Linked DNA regions of Mus musculus: region 1 is linked to region 2. A link is a loop called in an ENCODE intact Hi-C map of the cell type or tissue named here. Cell type or tissue: gastrocnemius. All regions are shown on one strand.

Region 1 (8,000 bases), 87 kb after region 2:
TTGTAGTTTATTTTGGCTGAGGATCAAAGTAGCTTTTCTGCCTTGTCCATGGCATGTATAACGCCTTAGGACACAGCTCTGTGTGAGTTTTCTCATGTATCAGATCTTGTCTTGTGTAGTGTGACCTACCCATAGCCTTATAACACATGCCTAATGGCCTATGGTAATGCCAGCTTCAGTGACATTGTCCACTGGAATGATTCAGAAGTCCCACTACACAGCCTCATTCTGAACTCGTGTGATATGGGTGACTCAGGAAATCACTGCCAGTTTTCTGAGAAAATTATTGTTTTGTATCTTTCTCCCCTTTGCAGGAAGATCTGTTTCAGCAGCCAGGTCTGAGGCCAGAGTTTGACCATATAAGGGACTGTCTAGATACTGGGATGATCGACCAGCTCTGTATCCTTCAGAAATGTGCATGTGTGTGTGGGAACGTGAGAGTTTTAAAAAGAGAGAAGACTATCCCAAAGCTCAGACTCTGCTATTGTAACTTCGGCTAACAGGTTCTACTCACTCATCACCTGTCCAGAGAAGACATTCCATCTGTAAGCAGTCAGTGAGGCAGGAGCTCAGGAGAGCCGGGGTCACTTGACAAACGGCATGGTCCCTCCGAGATGTGGGTTGGCATCCGAGGTGTGAGGAGAGCCTGACTGAGCAGGCATCACTCTGGCACATGCTTGCCGTGGGCCTTGTCCTACCCAAGAGCAACCCTGTCACCTGTTCCTTAACATTGGGCCAAAGGTGCTAACAACCATTCTGTAGCCGAAGCCTTGCTGCTTTTCCTAGAGAGCCTGCCAGAGCCTGTCATCTGTTACAGCGCCTACCATAGCTGCTTGGAGTGTTCTGGCAATTACGCAGCAAGCAAGCAGGTGAGGGAGAGCGCTGAGCCTCAGCGTGCACACCGGCTTGGCCTGGGCACGTGAAGCCTGGCAGAACAGAGTGTGGCAGCCTCTCTCGTGCAGTGACTTGGAAGCTTAGCATCATTCCTTCTCAAACCTGCTCTTCCTCTCATGTCCCTTTTGCTTTTAATAGCATCGCCCTTAGTTCCCGTGACTCAACCCTGAAACCTGAGTCACTTCTGAGTCCTCCCTCTCCTCACCTCCCACGTGCCCAGTCCCATTGATCCATTACTTCTCTGTTCTCCCCTATCGTTGCTCAGCTTACCTGGGGCAGTGCCCTGTGCTCTTGCTCCCCCTCCATCCACATCCAGTTGGCATGCTACAGTTAGACTGTGAATTTAGAGGTGTCATCCTGTGGGACAAAACCAAACTTACCTTTCTCACTGCTGCTTAGTGACTTTTCCTTCTCCTTCCTTCCTTCCTTCCTTTTTTTTTTTTTTAAGATTTATTTACTTATTTATTTCATGAATGTGGGTTCACTGTCGCTGTCTTCAGACACACCAGAAGAGGGCATTGGATCCCCATTACAGATGGTTGTGAGCCACCATGTGGTTGCTGGGAATTGAGCTCAGGACCTCAGGAAGAGTGGACAGTGCTCTTAACCACTGAGCCATCTCTCCAGCCCCCTTCCTTCCTTTCTTTTTCTTTTCTCTCTCTCTTTTTTTCCTCCAAGACCAGGTCTCTTCCTGTGACTCAGTCTGACCTGGAACTCAGTGTGGCCCAGATTGATCTCCAATTCACCATCCTTCTGCCTCAGCCTCTCAAGTCCTGGGATCACCAGTGTTCATCACCACGCCCAGTTCCATGATTGATAGGCTCGTATAGAACAGTTGCGAACAGTACGGGTTCCAGCACCTTCACTTATATCCATTTCATCTGTGAACCTTCTGGAACCTTCCTTTTCCGAGCCCCAGCTCTCCAGCTGATTCTGTTGTGCACATTTGTGGGCTAGTCACTGGCTTCCGGTCTGGCTAACCCTTCTAAGCCTAACACCTGTGCCGCTGTAGGTTTCTGCCGACTTTGACAGCTCGTGCTCTTCCTACTTAACAGTTTGCTTTCTCTTGCCTTCTTTGCCTCCAATACCCTAATCCTTGCTGCTCCAAGTCTCGTTTTGTCTTGTATTCAAGACCCAACTAAAAGGCCTTGATTCCCTTAAGTCTGCGACTTTTAGTTTTAGAAGTCTGACTTCTAAGTCCATGCAGCAGCGTTTGCCCTTTGTTCCCTTTGGATACTTGTGCCAAGTGGTGAGTGATCAGCTCTGTGTGGATTCTCAGTTCCTGGAATACAAGGGGATATATAAGGGGCACCTTGTCATGTAACTGAGTGAAGCCGCAAACCCCACCTTCTCCCTCTTTCAGATAATTTTAACCCTCCCCAGCTTCCACAAAAATGTCTTCAACTACTTGATGGCGTTTTTGCAAGAACTGCTGAAAAATTCAGCAAACAATCATTTGGATGAGAATATTCTAGGTAAGTGGCCAAGTGTCGTACAAGCATCTGTTCAGAATCACTAAGAAAGGAAGCTGAATTAATGCTCACCCTCCCTTCTCTTCTCCCTTGCTCCCCTGGCCCCCCAAGCTCTGAGGAAGCTTTGTTTTGTTTTAACTTTTTAAAAGGCGGTCAAGTTATGCTGCTGAAGCTGGCCTCAAACTCACTCTCCTGGCCTTGGACTCAGCATCCTCTTGCTTTGGTCCCCAGTGCTGCATATGCACCATCATGCCTTGTTTTGGGCAAAGTTTATGCAAATAATGTTTTTGGGGACTGGAAGTATGACTTAATGGTAGAACCCTTACCTACCATGTGCAAGCCCTTGTGCTAGTTCCTTCTTTTAGCTAGACTAGCTGGCTGGCAAGGCCTCAGGACCCACCTCTCTCTCCCTCCACATCACTGTGGTTACAGGTACATTTAAGTGGGAGCTAGAGATCTGCACTCAGGTCCTCTGTCATGTTTGCATGGCAAGCACTTAACTTAAGGAGCCATCTCCACAGCCCCTCTTTATTTCTTGAGGCAGCCTCCCACTGTATAGCTCTGCCTGGCCTGGAACTAAAGACTGGTAGGAATAGAGACTTGTTTCTCCCCCACCCCCCAGTTGTTTGTGCTTTCAGGAAGGAACTACCTGGGCATAGAGGTACATGCCTTAATCCCAGTCTCAGGAGGAAGAGGCAGGTGGAGCCCCTGAGTTCAAGGCACCCAGGCCCTGCCTTTAACACAGAGTGCTTGAGGTAGTCTGTTCTCTCTCCTAATCACCCCCGTGTCCCAGTTGCTAAGTGGTATTTTCTGTTTCTGTCATGCACAGCTAGCATATTTGGCAGCTTACTGCTCCGGAACCCAGCTCGTCACCAAAAGCTTGACATGGCGGAAAAGAAGAAGGCCCAAGAGTTTATTCACCAGTTCCTCTGCGGTCCACTCTGAGCCTCACTACTCCTCTCCTGTTTTCCTTAAGGCAGCCACAATTGTCAGCCCCACCTGTTTCAGCTCAAGAACTGCCTTAAGCTGGTCTGAGGCTGCTGGAAGAATGGCAGCCACCTGTTTCTTCTACCTGAGCCTAGACCTGCCCCTTCTCCATGCCATTGGCTAGCACACCCATGCTGACTTGTGAAGACATGGGGGCAATCCACCATAGTAGAACTGACGTTCCACATTCAACTCTAGTTATTTAACACAAATAGCTCCCTATTCATTTTTATTTAAAAGTTTTAAGTAACTGTACTTTGCCTTATTCAGCCAGCCTCCAGGACATGCAGTCAGTGAGTTCCCCATATCCCGTACTGAGCATCTCATGGTCAGATACTTGGACTAACTGAAGTCCCTGAAGGAGAATGGCTTGGGGCGGCAGGACTCTGCTTAGAGGTTCCTGGATAAACAACTTTTAGCCATCCAGATGCTTCCACTGTCCAAGCCGCAAACATGTTCATGCATAGGGCACCTGTTCCCTTTCTGCTCAACTCCAAGGCCTCTCAGTCGCCCCCAAGAGCACTGAAGAAAGGGGGTTCTGGTGAAACAAGTGGGATTTTGTAGGATATTCAGTCCTCCCAACTGTATATAATGCAGCACCTCTCATATATGTAATATATTTTAATGAAAATGTATTTTTAATGGTGACTATGGTTCTCTCTTTTTTTAGTTATGTGTATGTGTGTGGTGGTGGTGGTACATGCATGTGTGAATGTGCTAGGAGAGGCCAGAGGCTCAGATCTCTCTGAAGCTGGATGTGAGCCATCTAATGTGGGTTCTGGTTTCAAAAGAACTCTAAGGTCAGAGCAGTCAGTTGGTCTTCTCTTCCCCAATCCTCCTCTCTCAAGAGATGGTAGTTCCTGGCAGCTAGTCCTTTGTGGCTTAAGAACAGAGCAGCTGATCTGTGGCATGCTGGTGCGCCAGAGTCACTTATTCAACCTTACTCAGAGGGAATGGCACAGCAGTTTGGGCCTGAACCCTGATCTAGCCTCTAAGAGCACTGCTCCAACGTAAACATTCGAGAGAAGTCGTTCATGGGGTAAATAAGCATTAGCTTATGTGAGAGTCTAAAAATTACATATACAGGAATATAATAGAAACACGAGAAAAGTATCTTCTTGGGCTTTGAAATATTGCTACCACCGAGTGGATTTCAAGGGTGGGTAGGATAAGTGTTAAGAGCTGACAGGGGACTGGCCAGTAGGTGGCGCTGACCCTTTCTAGAGCAAAAACCCTCCTTAAGGAAGGTTGGAACCGCTAGCTCCCGCGGGCGCGTGAGAACGAGAAGTTTCTGGAGGGCTCTGCTCAGCGTTCCGGTCCTGGGGGGGAGCCTCAGCCAGGTGAACTATGCTGCGTGGGTACAGTGGGGCGAGGAGAGGGATGCCGTGGGCTGGCCTACGCATCTGGAAGGCGGCGGCTGACTGCAGCCTTCTTGCTGCAGCTGTGGACGCAGCTGGGGCTGAGAACACCTCGACTTCACCGCTGATGTCGCGTATCCTCCCGCGCTCGAAACAGCCCGCTCTCTATGGTCAGCTTCCCGGTGCGGCACCGGAGCGCCAGACTCCACTCGCTCCGCCCACAGCCCGCTGGGGAGAGGCGCGGTCTCAGCCCCCTGGAGAGTAGAAGCCAATCACGAACAGCAGCAGGCCCAGGGCTCCCCGGGCCTCTCCTTCCTCCGGAAAGCGGAAGCGGAAGTGACGCTAGGGACAGGTGGGGGCAATCATGGTGCCGCTTGGGAGGGGAGAAGCTGCTGCTGCCGCCGTTGCCGGGAGCCGCGGAGGTAAAAGCAGAGGCTGGACTCGGCTGGGGCTGGAACTATCCGGGGGGTGCGGGACTGGGGCTCCCTGCCGTAGCCATTCCCGGCTGAGACTTCATTCCACTCACCCGAGGGACCCCACCCCTCCTCCGTTTCCATGGGGATGGGTATCCAGCCCCCCTTCTCTGTTTCCATGGAGACCCGGACCCTGCCCCTCTTAGCCCAGCTCGTAGCCCCCAGACTGCCTCGGGGTTTTTCTCTGTAGCCCTGGACTAGGGGTGCTTTCCCGGTCAGGGTCCTCATGCTAGTCTCTCAGAGGTGCTGGGTTCGCAGTCCTCGGCCACCCTCACACCTCCTGGTCTTGTTACAGAAAGTTGGTCTCTGCGTTTCCCGGGGCAGCCCACCGGGTCTCTTATCTCTCCTCTCAGACACCGAGAAACGTGTATTTCTGGGGTTGCGTAAGCAAAGGTTCGGGCTGGTTCCTCTCAGATTAGATCCCTTGACCTGTGCCTGGTAACTACCTCGCCTGCTTGTCACTCCGGCTAGTAAAGGCTCACTTTGCCGACTCTTGAGCTGAAGAGAAAGTGCAGAACCAGGTTGAGAACTAAGTGATGTGCTGGTTATTTTAAATTCTCCTTTTGTGTCTGCCAAACCCACATTTGTAGAACCTGTGTGTTTTCGGGTGAAGGAGGAATCACCATTCCAGACCATGAAAGCTTCAAATTTGGTAATTTCCTCAAGAGGCTATCTTCAAAAAGAGACCGTCTGCATGTCTGTCATTCATTTTGCTGATATTTCCTGAGCTGCTCGTGTCAGTATTGCTTATGTTAAGTCAGCCTTTCGGGTCAGAAAGCCTAGTCACTCTGTACAAGTGTACTCTCTGGTCCAGATCATGTTTTACGATATAAATAATTAAAGTGATTTGCATCAGCTACTCCTTATTAGGGTTTAGCCCCTCCACCTGATGTGTTCTAGAAATGACAGAAGGAAGCCACCCTTTTTCTTTACCTGCAGTTTCTCTTTCTGTATGAAACAGGAAGCCCTGGTCCCACTGTAGAAAAGCAGGCACGGATAGGTTGTCCAAGCAGTAAAGGGCAAAAGGAGGGTTTGGAGGTGGTTATGTTCAGAGTGTTGTTTCTGCACCACCAACTACATGAGGCCGTGGCACTGCCTCACGGTGTGTTTGCGGGGAGGGAGGGCATTGGGACGGGAGCACCTCACTGAAGGTTTGTAGCCACTCTTTCTTTAAACAGCCACCTGTTTGCTCTTTTATCCTCCTTAGCTTCATAGATCCATCTTTAAAGTATGTGACAGTAGAAGGTCTTGTGAATGCCAACTTTGAATTTTTTGGGGGAAAAAAAAAGATTTGCTTTTTCCTTGTCAGTGACTGATTGTGTCAGATTTTAAGTATTTCCAAGGAACATAATTTTTTTTTTTTGCTTTGGTTTGCCTCTGTGTGATTGAGTATGTGTGTTTGATTCTTTTGAGACTGGGTTTCTCTGTTTAGCCCTGGCTGTCCTGGAACTCACTCTGTAGACCAGGCTGGCCTTGAACTCAGAAATCCGCCTGCCTCTACCTCCCAAGTGCTGGGATTAAAGGCGTGCGCCACCGCTGCCCGGCATGCGTGTGTGTGTGTGTGTGTGTGTGTGTGTGAGTGTGTGTGTGTGTGTGTGTGTGTGTGTGTGTGTGTGTGTGTGTGTGATTCTTACTGTGTATCTCTGGTTCACCTGGAATTCAAGAGAGATCCAGCTTACTCAACCTCTCAGGTGCTGGGTTAAAGACATTCACCACCATTCCTAGGCCTGGATTGCTCTCTCTCTTTGTTTTGAGACAGGGTCTCACCACCAACTCTGGTTGGCCTGGAACTTGATATGCAGACAATGCTGGCCTGGAATTCTCAGAGGTCTGCCTGCCTCTGCATTCCAAAGTCTGGGATTAGCACTTTGCTCTTTAAAATGAGGGAAAGTGATCCCTAAGGATCCCTTGAGGACATAGGTGTGTCTTGGGCTGTGGTTCTAACTCTGGTGTTATCTATTGCAGAAAGGCCGTTACCTTTCCATTTCTCACAATTGGGCTGAGCACACGTGAGCCATGGGGGAACACAGTCCAGACGACAATATCATCTTCTTTAAGGGAGAGGAGGATGACCTAACCCCGCATGACAAGATGCTCAGGTTTGTGGATGACAACGGACTGGTGCCTTCCTCATCTGGAACTGTTTATGATAGGACCACTGTTCTCATAGAACAGGACCCTGGCACTTTGGAGGATGATGAAGACGATGGACAGTGTGGAGAACCCTTGCCTTTTCTGGTGGAAGGTGAAGAGGGCTTCTTAATAGATCAGGAAGCAATGTCCCAGGGTTACGTACAACACATTATCTCACCAGATCAGATTCATTTGACTATAAACCCTGGTTCCACACCCATGCCAAGAAACATTGAAGGTGCAACTCTTACTCTGCAGTCGGAATGTCCAGAAACGAAACGGAAAGAAGTAAGTAAAGCCGCAGATGAGGCCGGTGTGGCTTTGGGGCGGCTCCTTCCACATCGCGCTGGCAGGTTTAACTGGGGGTTAAAGGAGCTCCTGGGCTTAGAGCCTTCTGTAGTCTTGCCTGTCAACAACACATCCGCTTCCTGTTTCGTTGTGACTGCTTTCTAGAACTTTTGGATTGTATGGCCACATTGTAATTGAGGAATACTACATTGTAATATCTCAGATTTTCCTCTCCAAATCATAAATAAAATAGAAATTTCACCAAAGTGAATTCATGTTTATACTGCGAAAGTAACAGCATGGCTTCTCTGATAGCCAAGTGACTAGATTTGTGTGTAATAACTAGAGCTGGCTGTAAGTGATTTGTTTTGGAGACGCCTGTAGGAATATGTTTG
Region 2 (8,000 bases):
GGTTCGTTTATCTCAAAATAAACAGGTTTTCAGAAAAACTAATATAGTTACACCTGCTTGGCACATGCCTATAATCCCGGCACTTGGGGTGTGGCAGAGGCAGGATTGCAGGATCCTCTTTGGCTACAGAAAAGGAGAAAAAAAACAAGGAAAAAAGTGCATGTATAGGAAAGAAAAAGAAAAGATGCTGGGTTTTTTTTGTTTGTTTGTTTTTCAAGACAGGGTTTCTCTGTATAGCCCTGGCTGTCCTGGAACTCACTTTGTAGACCAGGCTGGCCTCGAACTCAGAAATCAGGGCACCAGTTGTCCTTTCTCTCCACCTATTCCTATGAGGCGGTATCTCTCCTGGAGCTTGTGTTTTCTTAGCTAGACTAGAAACCAGCAAGCCCCAGTCACCTTCCTGTCTGCCAGCTCTGGAGCCAGGGTTACAGGATTGTGCAAGGATGCCCAGCTTACTGAGTGGGCACTAGGAAGTCCAGTCTTTTTTCTTTTTTTAAGGGTCTCACTTAGCCCTGGCCTTTGCCGGCTGATTTATTTATTTTTATTTTATACGTATAGGTATTTTGCCTGCTTGTACAGATGCGCACAACATGCATGAAGTACTCATAGAGGCCAGAAGAGGGCATCAGGACTGGAATCTTACAGAGAGTTGTTAGCTGCTTTACAGTTGGTAGGAACAGAACAACTTCCCCCTGGATGAGTGACCAGTGTTCTCAATCTCTCCAGGCCCCCAATCCTTTTTAAATAGGAGACTTATTGAGTTTACAATTTACATATAGCCACGTCATTCATTTTAAGTGCAAAATTGCTCAACTCTCCCAACTCTTGCCACCCCAGGAAGGCTCCCTTCTGCACATTCTGAGTCTCTTACCACAAGCAATCACGCTCTCATTTTCCCCTTCATCCCAATATTTCCTCTGAACAAACGCTTTTTTAAAAAAGATTTAATTATTTATTTAATGTATATGAGTACACTAAAGCTGTACAGATGGTTGTGAGCCACCATGTGGTTGCTGGGAATTGAAGTCAGGACCTCTGGAAGAACAGTCAGTGCTCTTAACTGTTGAGCCATCTCTCCAGGCCAAACAACCACTTTTTGATTGTTGGTTTTGATCCTTCGTGATGGAGTCTCTATGTGCTGGTCTGGCTGGTCTCACACTTACCTTCTTGTCTCAGTCACTCAAGTGGACAGTCATGTCCACCTCATGCCTTCTCTCTTTCATTTTAAATATTTTATGCAATCTTTATTTTGCTTTTCTTTTTTCTTTTTTTTTTTTAGTATAGAATAGAGTTTATTTAAGGGAGGGGAGTTAAGAGGGTAGCAGAGGCAGAGAAAGGCAGATAGAAGGAGAGAGCAGAGAAATGGGGGCGGGCCATGGCCATGTGGAGAGAGGGGGGAAGGGAATTGGGAGTAAGGGGGCAAGAGGCAAGAGTGTAATAGGGTAAGAGTTTTTTTTTTTTTTTTGGTTTTTGGTTTTTTTTTTGTTTTTCAAGACAGGGTTTCTCTGTGTAGCCCTGGCTGTCCTGGCACTCACTTTGTAGACCAGGCTGGCCTCGAACTCAGAAATCCGCCTGCCTCTGCCTCCCGAGTGCTGGGATTAAAGGCGTGCGCCACCACGCCCGGCAAGAGTTATTATTTTTTTTTAAGATTTATTTATTTTTATTCTATGTAAGTACACTGTAGCTGTCTTCAGACACTCCAGAAGAGGGCGTTAGATCTCATTACGGATGGTTGTGAGCCACCATGTGGTTGCTGGGATTTGAACTTTGGACCTTCGGAAGAGCAGTCGGGTGCTCTTACCCACTGAGCCATCTCACCAGCCCGAGTTATTTTTTTTTAAGATTTATTTATTTATTATATGTAAGTACACTGTAGCTGTCTTCAGACACACCAGAGGAGGGCATCAGATCTCATTATGGATGGTTGTGAGCCACCATGTGGTTGCTGGGATTTGAACTTAGGGCCTTTGGAAGAGCTGTCAAGTGCTCTTACCTGCTGAGCCATCTCTCCAGCCCTATTTTGTTTTTCTTAAAGACTTATGTTTATGTGTGTGACTGTTTTACCTGTGTATATGGATGTGCACCATGTGATGCTTGGTTCCTATGGAGGTCAGAAGAAGGCATCAGGTCCCCAGGAACTGGAGTCATGGATCATGGTAAGGTGACATGTGAGTGCTGAGAACCAGATATTCTTAGCCACTAAGCCATTACACCAGTCCCTTCCTTCTTTATGGAGTATGATGCTCTCATGGGTCCGTATAGCATTCCCTCACTGCTGAACAGTATTGTCTGACAACATGGTTATCCATTCACCCATGCATTGGGTGTGTATGTATGTAAAAGTGGATAGCGTGAGCAGCGTGGGGTGAGGGCGGGGCTGTTCATCCCTTGGATCTGGAGATACAAGTGGCTGTGAGCCACCGACTTGCATGCTGGGAACTGGATTCAGATCCTCTGGAAGAGCAGCAAACGCTCCTCACTGCTGAGCCAGCTCTCCAGTCCCAACTAATGGGCCCTTGGGTTATATAGAGATTTTGTGAATTGTGAATAACAGGAACACAGGGTCGGTGTTTTCCCTTCTCTGCCTAGAGTAGGAATGGAGTAGAGTCCCTTTTCTTTTTTCTTTTCTTTTTTGTTTTTTGGTTTTTTGAGACAGGGTTTCTCTGTATATCCCTGGCTGTCCTGGAACTCACTGCTGGGATTAAAGGCGTGCACCACGACCACCTGGCCAGAGTCCCTTGTGTTGATGCTGAAACCCAGTGCCTTGGAGTGTGTGTGTGTGTGTGTGTGTGTGTGTAAGTGTATGTGTATGTATGTTTGTGTGAATGTGTGTGTATATATGTGTGTGTGTATATATGTATGTGTGTGTATGTGTGTATATGTGTGTGTGAATGTGTGTGTGAATATGTGTGTGTATATATGTATGTGTGTGTATGTGTGTGTATATATATATGTGTGTGTGTATATATGTGTATATGTATGTGTGCATGTGTGTGTATATATGTATGTGTGTGTATGTGTGTGTGAATGTGTGTGTATGTATTGTATGTGTATGTATATATGTATGTGTGTATGTGTATGTTTGTATGTGTTTTGTTTGTTTGTTGTTTTGAGATAGAGTCTTATCACATAGCTCAGGCTGAACTTGAACTTGTTCTCCTCTTGCCTCCATCTCCTAAGCGCTAGGATCACGGGTGTGAGCCACTTTGCATTGCGCCGATGCCTCTTTCCTGGTGCATGCACTGTCACACACTTGTAATCCCAGCTCTCTATACTGATTCACTCTCTGCCCCTACTCTGTTTGTTTGTTTGTTTGTTTGTTTATGTTTCGTTTGGTTTGGTTTCATGAGACTGGATCTCTATGCAGCCCTGGCTGTCCTGGAACTCACTATGTAGACCAAACTGGCCTAGAACTCACAAAGATCTGTTTGCCTCCACCTTCTGCCTCTTCTGCCTCTGCTTCTTCCTCTTCCTCCTCTTTTAAGGAAAGGCAGTCTAGATTTCATTTTCTAAGCCATACAGTGGCTAGGTGTGGTGGCTCATACCTGTAATTCCAGCAAGTGGTAGGCGAAAAGCAGAAAAATAAAGAATTACATGGAATTGGGGCTGGTGAGATGGCTCAGTGGGTAAGAGCACCCGACTGCTCTTCTGAAGGTCGGAAGTTCAAATCCCAGCAACCACATGGTGGCTCACAACCACCCGTAATGAGATCCGATGCCCTCTTCTGGTGTGTCTGAAGACAGCTACAGTGTACTTTACATATAATAAATAAATAAATCTTTTAAAAAAAAAAGAATTACAGAGAATCAGAAGTTAACCTGTGCTGAACAGCAAGCATATCATTGCTTGAGTGTACCACGTTTTTCTTAAAGACTCCTCTGCCAATAAACAAAGGTTGTGTTCAAATATGTATGAGTTTTATTAAGAACAAACCCACCACCATCTCCACTTTACTGACAAACACACTAAAGTCCAGACAAGGGGAAAACATCACCAGAGGTCACACACTGAAAACTACTGCTGCTTCCAGTTCCCCTTTCCGTTCTGTATCCTTCAACTTATCCGTTCCTGCTAGTGTGTCCCTGCCGGCCCAGCTTTCTGCAGCAAGCCCCGGGCAAGCCAGCTGTCTCTCAACCTCAGCCTACAGGATTCTTGCAGGCTTCTTAGAGACAGCCAGCTTTCAACGCGGAGGCAGCGCTCCTTCAGACCCCCAGCCAGCAGGGGGAAGCGTAGCCACGGTCGCGGATAGCACCCGCTTGCTCTCTTCGTGGTGTTCCTTTTTTCTTGAGTCCCCCAAGACACTTCCGGGACACGCGGAACTTTGGTGCAGCCGGATGCTGCGCGCTGAGACGCTGGCTGAAAGGCGGCAGGCGGTGTTTCCGGCAGTGTTAGTGGTCCGCCTTGAAACGCCGTGGCCAAGGGAAAATGGAGACAATTTTAGAGCAGCAACGGCGCTATCATGAGGAGAAGGAACGGCTTATGGATGTTATGGCCAAAGAGATGCTTACGAAGAAGTCCACGGTGAGTGAGCCGTGGTCCGGGCCGCATCAGGAGGCGGGCCTGGGTCCTTTGCCGAGCCCTCGCGCTGTATTTGGCCTCGGAGCTTCTCTGCGCCCCATCCTCACCCTCCTCCTAAGCTGGCTCGGCACTCTGGCCTCGTTAACGTCCTCCGAGGGCCCCTCAATCTTCCTGCTTCAGCCCCTGGGACCTAAACCAATAAGCGCATCACCCCTCGGGTGCTCTTTCCAACTGCTAAACTCAAAGTAACAACGTATGTGTTACCGTTTGCCTTTCTGCAGCTTCGGGACCAGATCAATTCCGATCACCGCACTCGGGCCATGCAAGATGTGAGTGCGCCGCCGTCCGCTTCCCCTGGGGTCGGGCTGGGCGGGAAAAGTGCAGGCTGGGAAGGTTGAGTGGCCCTGCGTGATTTCTACCCCTGAGTTCTTAGACAAGCCCCTCTAGGGTACCTAATCAGATGTCCTATCTCTGCCTCCCAAGTGCTGGGATTAAAAGTGTATGCAACCACCTCGGGATCAAGCTGTCTCTTAAAAGTGGTGGAACTTTGAAGACCATGTATCTCATGAGTTTTCCTTGGGTTTTGCCAAGACATCCTTTCTTGTTTACTTAGCCCTGTGGTACAAATTTGCTTCATTCTGATGGCTTTGCGCTTCTGTTTCAGAGGTACATGGAGGTCAGTGGGAACCTGAGGGATTTGTATGATGATAAGGACGGGTAAGTGACGGTCACATCCCTTCTAACAATTAGTGCTTTTGAGGAGCCCTGGTGAGACCATGGGCTGTGTGCTTTATGCTCTTCGGGTTTGTTGATATCTTGCAGACTGCGGAAGGAGGAGCTCAATGCTATCTCAGGACCCAACGAGTTCGCTGAATTCTATAACAGACTCAAGCAGATAAAGGAATTCCATCGGAAGCACCCAAATGAGGTAAGGCCTCCCAACTTAGTGTCCTTAGACCTGGCCGTTAACAAAAGGGAAAGATGCAAAGGAAATGGAGCTATGCCATGTAGATGTCACTCCAAGAAAGAACGTGCCACTTCACTGCATGTTAAGTGACATCCTCTTGGCATCCCTCTGCAGTAAGAGAACACGGTGAAGCACTAGGGCTGCTTCACAAGAATGTCTCCTACTCAATATACTGTGCACCTAGCTCTGCCCTGAAATCTACCAACACAGTGGTGCTCTGTTCACTTGCAGAGGTCGTTACCCCTTCAGGATTCATGTCCAATGCCAGCTTTTTCGTAAAATATCTCTTGGACTGCCTCCTCCAAAGGAGCCCTTCCTTAGCATGCTGTGTTTTGTGCCAATCAATGTCTGCCCGGCTATGCAGCAAGGGAAGTGGAGAACACTAAGTAGGCAGCTCTGTACACTCAAGGTCAAAGCCAAAGCAAGTCTTAGAAGCCCAGGCCTGTGTGTGCCTGAGACATCGCCAGGCCCACCTGAACTCTTCTCCTTCCCTCAGATCTGTGTGCCAATGTCAGTGGAATTTGAGGAGCTGCTGAAGGCTCGAGAGAATCCAAGTGAAGAGGCACAAAGTAAGTAATGGTTACTGTTTCTTCCTGGGGCTTCAGGCCATTCTCAGCTATAGAGCTAGGACCTATGGCTTGGTTTTTTTTGTTTTGTTTTGTTTTTCAATCTGTTTTTATTTTGTCTGTGTGGGTAATTTGCCTGCATATATGTTTGTATACCGTGTGTGTGTGTGTGTGTGTGTGTGTGTGTGTGTGTGTGTGATGGCCTCAGGAAGCCAGGAGAGGGAATTGGATCCACTCCGACTGGAGTTACAAATGGTTTTGAGCTACCGTGTAGGGACTGGGACTCAAACTCAGGTGCTGTGCAAGAGCAGCCAGTATTTCTAAATGCTGAGCCACTTCTCTAGGTCCTAGAACGTCGTGTCTCTAAAAACAAATAAATAAAGGCTGATTGTGGTGGAGTATACATTTAATCTCAGCTCTCAGTAGTTCTCTGAGTTAAATAAATGCCAGACCTTTTATTTTTTTAATTGTATGGTGAGTTAACATCTTTTTTTTTTTTTTTAATTTGTTTATTTGTATCTGCATTGGTGTTTTGCCTACATGTATCTGTGTTTGAGGATGTCAGATCTCTGAGTGGAGTTACAGACAGTTGTGAACTGCCATGTGGGTGCTAAGAATTGATCCCAGGTCCTAATGAAGGCCACTCATTGCTCCTAACCATTGAGCTATCTCTCCAGCCCCATTTTTTTGTTTTGTTGTTTGTTTTGATGTGACAAGGTGTCTCTGTATAGCCCTGGAACTCACTCTATAGATCAGGTTGGCCTCGAATTCAGAGATGGCCTGCCTCTGCCTCTCTAGTGCAAGAATTAAAGGCGTTAAAAGTGTGTACCACTGCCCAGTTTGCTTTCTCTCTTCTTTTCTTTTCTTTTCTTTTCTTTTCTTTTTTTTTTCTTTCCTTTTCCTTTCCTTTTCCTCTCCTCTTCTCTTCTCTTCTCTTCTTTTCTTTTGTTCTTTCGTTCTTTCTTTCTTTCTTTCTAAAAGATGGGATCTCAGGGCTGGAGAGTTGGCTCAGTGGTTAAGAGCACTGACTGCTCTTCCAGAGGTCCTGAGTTCAATTCCCAGCAACCACATGGTGGCTACAGTATGCTCATATAAAGATAAGTAAATCTTTTTTTAAAAAGAAAGAAAGAAAAAAAGGGATCTCTCCATGTAGTACTGGCTATCTTGAAACCTGTTTGGACCAGGCTGGCCTCAGACTCACAGAGATATGTGCTAATAATCCTGGTTAGTCTGTTTATTAGTTTGTTTGTTTAATTGTGTATGTGTGGTGTGCATACAAAGGCGTATGCGTAGGGGCATGTGTGTCAGGGACAACTTTATGAAATTAGTTCTCTCCTACTTTTACCTGGGTTTTGGGGTATGACCTCAGGCCTGAGAATGATCTAGCTGGCTTTTCTTTTCTTTTTTTTTTTTTGGTCAGGGACATACTATGTATTTCATACTGGCCCTGAACTCTGTTTTTTCGATGACACATGCCTGTATTCCCAGCACGTAGGTAGAAGCAGGCAGATGAGTCTGCGGCCAATGTAAACTACCTGAAACCCTCTGTAATCCCCACCTTCTAGGACCTCAGGAATTGGTAGCTGGGTTCCTACACTATATTGACACCCTGATGATCTTGCACAAAATGCTTCTTTGTGTTCTCTAAGCTTAAAGTGAAAACCTACCTCTGTCATTTGATGAGAGCAGAGAGGACATTAAGTGACGGGCTACCTCGTAGAACTTCTAAAAGATAGTGCATTTGAAAGAGCAAGTTCAAGAAAGTAGCCTATAACATCTGAATCATTGACATGTGTGATTCCTTCAGACTTGGTGGAGTTCACAGATGAAGAGGGATATGGTCGCTACCTTGATCTCCATGACTGCTACCTCAAATACATTAACCTGAAGGCATCTGAGGTAAGGCCTGGAGAGTGGAGAGAGTCTCATTCTTGGGACTAAGTCAAGAT

Evidence for each region. A loop is a pair of places that touch in the nucleus more often than their neighbours do. Peaks named below come from ENCODE experiments on the same cell type or tissue, not always from the same donor. Only the 100,000 strongest peaks of a DNase experiment are listed, where the experiment ranks them.
Region 1: it touches region 2 in a loop (9-fold over the local background); 11 of 42 quality-filtered maps call a loop at or near these places.

What each region holds. Positions count from the first base shown.
Region 1 is chr4:124,797,511-124,805,510 of GRCm38, forward strand. Inpp5b (inositol polyphosphate-5-phosphatase B) reads left to right here. Exons shown (of 24, transcript NM_008385.4): 21 at 315-399; 22 at 742-869; 23 at 2,258-2,369; 24 at 3,196-4,001. The coding sequence ends at 3,311. It overlaps Mtf1 (metal response element binding transcription factor 1), which reads left to right and starts at 5,039. Exons shown (of 11, transcript NM_008636.4): 1 at 5,039-5,133; 2 at 7,150-7,605. The coding sequence starts at 7,201. In gastrocnemius, a CTCF peak has its summit at 4,559 (motif pointing right); DNase peaks (open chromatin) are centred at 4,205, 4,593 and 5,011; H3K4me3 peaks cover 2,143 bases; H3K27ac peaks cover 1,532 bases.
Region 2 is chr4:124,710,470-124,718,469 of GRCm38, forward strand. It overlaps Sf3a3 (splicing factor 3a, subunit 3), which reads left to right and starts at 4,392. Exons shown (of 17, transcript NM_029157.3): 1 at 4,392-4,521; 2 at 4,800-4,847; 3 at 5,183-5,235; 4 at 5,341-5,446; 5 at 5,982-6,054; 6 at 7,859-7,950. The coding sequence starts at 4,426. In gastrocnemius, CTCF peaks have their summits at 610 (motif pointing right) and 4,232 (motif pointing right); DNase peaks (open chromatin) are centred at 558 and 4,274; H3K4me3 peaks cover 2,156 bases; H3K27ac peaks cover 2,228 bases.